Regions from separate parts of the Homo sapiens genome. Here region 2 is linked to region 1. The links are chromatin loops, found by intact Hi-C in ENCODE. Cell type or tissue: sigmoid colon. All regions are shown on one strand. Region 1 overlaps PDE8B (phosphodiesterase 8B). Region 2 overlaps PDE8B (phosphodiesterase 8B).

Region 1 (2,500 bases):
GCCAACATCTGTTATTTTCTGACTTTTTAATAGCCATTCTGACTAGTTTGAGATGGTATCTCATTGTGGTTTTGATTTGCATGTCTGATTAGTGATGCTGGACTTTTGTTTTGTTTAGTTTTTTTTTTTTTTTTTTTTTTTTTTTGAGACAGTCTTGCTCTGTTGCCCAGGCTGGAGTGCAGTGGCATGACCTCAGCTCACTGCAACCCTCACCTCCCAGGCTTGAGCAATTCTGCCTCAGCCTCCCAAGTAGCTGGGACTACAGGTGCACACTGCCATGCCCGGCTAATTTTTTGTATTTTAGTAGAGATGGGGTTTCCCTGTGTTGCCCAGGCTGGTCTCGAATTCCTGAGCTCAGGCAATCCGCCTGCCTTGGCCTCCCAAAGTGCTAGGATTACAGGCGTGAGCCACCGCACCCAGCCTGGACATTTTTTTTTTTATGTTTATTGGCTGCTTGTGTGTCGTCTTTTGAGAAGTGTCTGTTCATGAAATCCAGTAAGTAGACTGCAGCTTTCTGGGAAGAGAGCCTCTGAATTGAAGAAAAGTAGGACAGGTAGTTCTGAGCTTTCCAGAGAGAAGAACAGGAAGGGAGTGAGGATCAAATGACTCCTTGAACACCAGTGGATATTTTAAGGCTGCTTGATCGACTGACCTGAAATGAGCAAGCCAAGCCAAAAGCTGCTCATCAATGGGCTTCCCCGGACCCACAGAGAGAGGACCTGACGTACTACTCCTAGTTGTTCTCAGTGTGAATGGAGGATGAGAAAAATGTGCTTTTAAGTTTTTTGATAAAAGCTTCCTATTTAGGTGTCCTTTTCCCAAAAAGCAATGTACTAATGTTCATAAGCCAGGGTGACCTAAAAATGAAAGTTACAAATGAAGCCTTTGAGCTGGCCTTCTGGCTTAATACACCACCAGGAAATGCGGATCCTAATACTCAGCTCAATGAATGATGATGGCCTTAGTTTAATGTGCAGAATACTCAGATTTCCACACACCTCAAAAGCTGCAAGGCTAATACCCAAGTTTGAACAATCATAGTTTGACAGTCATTCTTTCCAGTGAAAATAATGGTCCATGGATAAAAACAGCTGGTTCAGCTCAATTCAAGTGCATAAGTGCTTTCCACAAGACAACCAGCAGATTTTGGTATGCAGTTCAAGTGTACGTGTACTCCCATTTCATCACATTCATCATCCAGAATATTACAGAGACATGTACTTCGAAGGTCAAGATTTAATACAATTAATAACTCTTACTGCTTCAAAGAGGTAATTCTCAAGTGAAACTGGTTCTGTTTTTTTGTTTTTTGTTTTTTGTTTTTAATGTGAGACAAGATCTCACTCTGTAACCCAAACTGGAGTGCAGTGGCAGTCCTGGCTCAATGCAGACTCAAAACTCCAGGCCCCAAGCGAACCTCCTGCCTTGACCTCCCATATCACTGGGATTACAGGCATGAGCCATTGGGCTTGGCCTGAAACTTTTTTTAAGTGCAAACATGTGGCAGCAAATAATATAATGACTATGGCTATTAATACAGTTTGGTGCTAGTTCATTGAGTCATGCTAAGGTGTTAGCAGTTTTACCCACTATTGCTTCTTCTCAGTGTAAATGTCAGTAGTTTTGGTATGAGAATTTGTGTTTGTATGACATTGAACAGAGCTTTGACTTTGCAATGATAAAAGCAGATCCCAGAAAAGGGGCTAAGTACCCTGAGATCAATGTGTCAGGAGATGCTATGGTATCACATAGAAAGAGGCTTGGGGCCAGGCACAGTGGCTCGTGCCTATAATCCCAGCACTTTGGGAGGCCAAGGGAGGCAGATCATCTGAGGTCAGGAGTTCAAGACTGGCTTGGCCAATATGGTGAAACCCCTTCTCTACTAAAAATTAGCTGGACGTGGTGACAGGTGCCTGTATTCCCAGCTACTCAGGAGGCTGAGGCAGAAGAATTGCTTGAACCTGGGAGGCGGAGGTTGCAGTGAACCGAGACTGCACCACTGTACTACAGCTTGGGCAACAGAGTGAGACACTGTCTCAAAAACAAAAAAAGAGGCTTGAGAGTGGGAAGGTCTGAGTGTAGTCAGTGTAGCTCAGCTGACTTACGTAAGTCTGAGGACCTTGCTGAGCCTATTTCTTCATTGAGAAAACTGGATAATGACCCATTTTCACAGGGTTGTTCTGAGAAACAGGATATTACTGTGAAAGTGTCTCGCATGTCCTCCAGCCCTATGTGGTGGTTTTTTCTTACAGACTGATGAAGAGAAGAGACAGGGACTACCTGTGGTGATGCCAGTGTTTGACCGGAATACCTGTAGCATCCCCAAGTCTCAGATCTCTTTCATTGACTACTTCATAACAGACATGTTTGATGCTTGGGATGGTAAGACAGTTACTGTTTTGTCACCCAAAGAAAATTGTTATACTTTACGAATATTATCTTTAGTGACACAGGGTGAGCCTAAAGGTAAACAAAATATATTTTTAAAAATGTGGCTGTC
Region 2 (2,500 bases), 120 kb before region 1:
GTCCAGGCATGATAGCTGAGTCTTGGGTGGGTGTTGTTACCTTCCACGAGGTAAGTGTTCCACCGGTGTTTGTTGAGTAAATGGATATGTAATAGAGTCTGCAGGAGGGGCCATTAAAGAAGCAGGAATTGAAGTTAGCAACAGACAAGTCTGCTCAAAAGAATAGACTAGTGGTTCTCAACCCTGGCTAAACCCAAGGAGATAAAAAGTTGAAGACACTTGGGCCCCATTCTTAGAGATTTTAGAGATTCCAGTTATCTTGGTGTCAAATAGGACCCAGGCATTGATATATTTTTAAAGTTCCCCAGGTACTTCTAATATGAAGCCCAGGTTGAGAACTTCTAGACCAGAGGATTGGAAGCAGGAAGGAGAAGGGAAGCTCATGGGCTGCCCAGTGAGCTCTTGGGCCCTGAAAGGTCCAGGGTATCAGAGTTGCCAGGAGGTGCTGGAGGGCAGCCAGACCACAGCCAGGTAAGGCTGGAGGCTGGAGTGAGGGCAGCGCCAGCCAGCAGGGCCCACAACTGAGAGGGGACAGAAGGAAGAGAGTGTTCTGGGTGTGCTAAGCACAGTTGGCAGGGGAGAGAGGGTGGGATGGGACAGAGTTTCCCAGCATAGAGCAGGGAGGCCCAGCCTCACAGTGGGATCACCTAGAGGCTGCAGGGCCAGTCCCTTTCTGACTGGAAGCCAGAGGACAGACAGGGGCCCATTAAAAAGGCAAAAGGCAGACACAACCTTTGTTTACCCAGAGCTCAGACGAATAAAGAACTAAGTTTGGCCTGAGAATGGAGGGTGGACAGGGCACATATTGAGATCATTAAATGCTATTTTTAAATCAGAGCCAACAGGGCAGCAGACAGAGTTGATGAAGAGCATTTAAAAGTGCCTATTTCTGTGCCCACAGCTGGTGTCTTTTCAGTGTGAAATGATCTTCACCGTGGACCCGTCACAAAGTGCAAGTCAAGCTTGCCTTAAGCTGTGTGTGTGCGAACACTCAGTACTGTAGATGGTGGGAAGGAAGGGATTCTAAAGGAGAAGTCATTGAAGTGGGGAAGATTCAGACTCTGAGTTTTGGAACTCAGACATTCCACCCCCACCTGGACACACACGCACATGCACACGCATGCATACCCTTTTTCTTCTTGGTGCTGGGCCAGCCCTGTTAACAGACTACCAGGCACAAGCAGGGATCGCCAGGCACTGCATCATCTGTTTTGCAGAGTCTGAATGGAGTCCAGAAGCCATACCAGAAAGATGAGTGCTGCAGAATTAATGCTTCCAATTTTGGAGCATAATGGAAGAGCAGTGCACTGGGAGTTAGGAAGAATGAAGTCTCAATCTTCACTCTGTTACTTAAAAGCTGTCTGTTCTTTTCAGTTTAATTCAATTCCACAAAGCATTTACTGAGCATCTTGTAGATGCTGGGGATAAAATTGTGAAAAAGACAGAGACTATGTCCTCAAGAAACTCACAGTCTTGCCAAGGAGTGAGATATTTAAATGAGTAACAAAATCAGTGCTATGAATACAGGAGTACTGAGGAGAGAAATCACTGGTTCTTCTTTGGGTGAAGTTGGACTTGAACCATTGTCAGAGGGCAAGGGCGTTGGAGCAGGCCCTTGAAGGATGCGTTAGCTGCTGAGGCAGGAAAGGGCTTTCCAGGTCAACTGCTTTCCTTCCTGAATCCTTAGCTTCCCTCTTGTCTGAGGAAGGCTCTAAAACTCGATGCCAAGTTACTTAACAAAATTCCTGAAGCTGAAACTATTAAGAGCTGCAGCAATCACCTCTAGAGAATGTGGTGGCGTGACAGGTGAATTAACCAACCTGAACTACCTTGATTTCTCTCGTGAGTTTGCCTCTTCCATCTGCCTACCCTGCACCAGCTGGGTTGTATCGTGGAGTTCCCTTTCTATTGAAGTGAAGCCAAGCTGAGTTTTTTTCTTGATCATTGCAGTGTATTTTCCCACTTGCTTTCATTGCTGTAGTTCCTACTCATAGTGGTGTTTTTGTTTAGTTTTTGCTAAATCTCTGTTCTTGGTTGTTCAGAAAGTGGGCAAGCCAATGTTTGATTTTCCCAAGTCACAGATCTTATTACGTTAATCCTTTGCTCAAACACCTGCAATGTGATTGGTGCTTAGAGATTAAAAAAGAGAGCTCCTTCCTGTGTCCTCTGAGGATCTGACCCCAGCCTTCCCAGTCGACCCTTTCTCACACTGCAATCCAGCTCTCTGGACACTTGTTTTCTCCCCACCAGCACCTTCGCTTTCCTGCCTCCATGCCTGTGCCTGTGCTGTTCCCTATGCCTAGAATCTCCTTCCCCAACCCAGTATCTTCGTCCCCCTATTCTTCACCACCTGCCTGCCTTCATGAAGCCTTCCTTGATCTCCCCACCTCCCAAACCAGAAGTATTACCTCCTCTTTCTCAACTTCAAAGTGGGAGAGAAAATGTCTCTCAACCAGAATTCTATATTCAGCCAAACTTCAAGCAAAAGTGAGTGATAGAC

The links. A loop is a pair of places that touch in the nucleus more often than their neighbours do. Peaks named below come from ENCODE experiments on the same cell type or tissue, not always from the same donor. Only the 100,000 strongest peaks of a DNase experiment are listed, where the experiment ranks them.
Region 2: a loop joins it to region 1, with 1.9 times the contacts of the local background. A loop is called at or near these places in 4 of 110 quality-filtered maps.

What each region holds. Positions count from the first base shown.
Region 1 is chr5:77,423,515-77,426,014 of GRCh38, forward strand. PDE8B (phosphodiesterase 8B) reads left to right here. Exons shown (of 22, transcript NM_003719.5): 21 at 2,253-2,382. Among named protein-coding and RNA genes, the nearest start is that of WDR41, 68 kb to the right of the region's middle. In sigmoid colon, no CTCF peak of the experiment used is centred here; no DNase peak of the experiment used is centred here.
Region 2 is chr5:77,304,942-77,307,441 of GRCh38, forward strand. The region is part of intron 1 of PDE8B (phosphodiesterase 8B); the gene reads left to right. Among named protein-coding and RNA genes, the nearest start is that of PDE8B, 96 kb to the left of the region's middle. In sigmoid colon, no CTCF peak of the experiment used is centred here; DNase peaks (open chromatin) are centred at 670 and 1,160.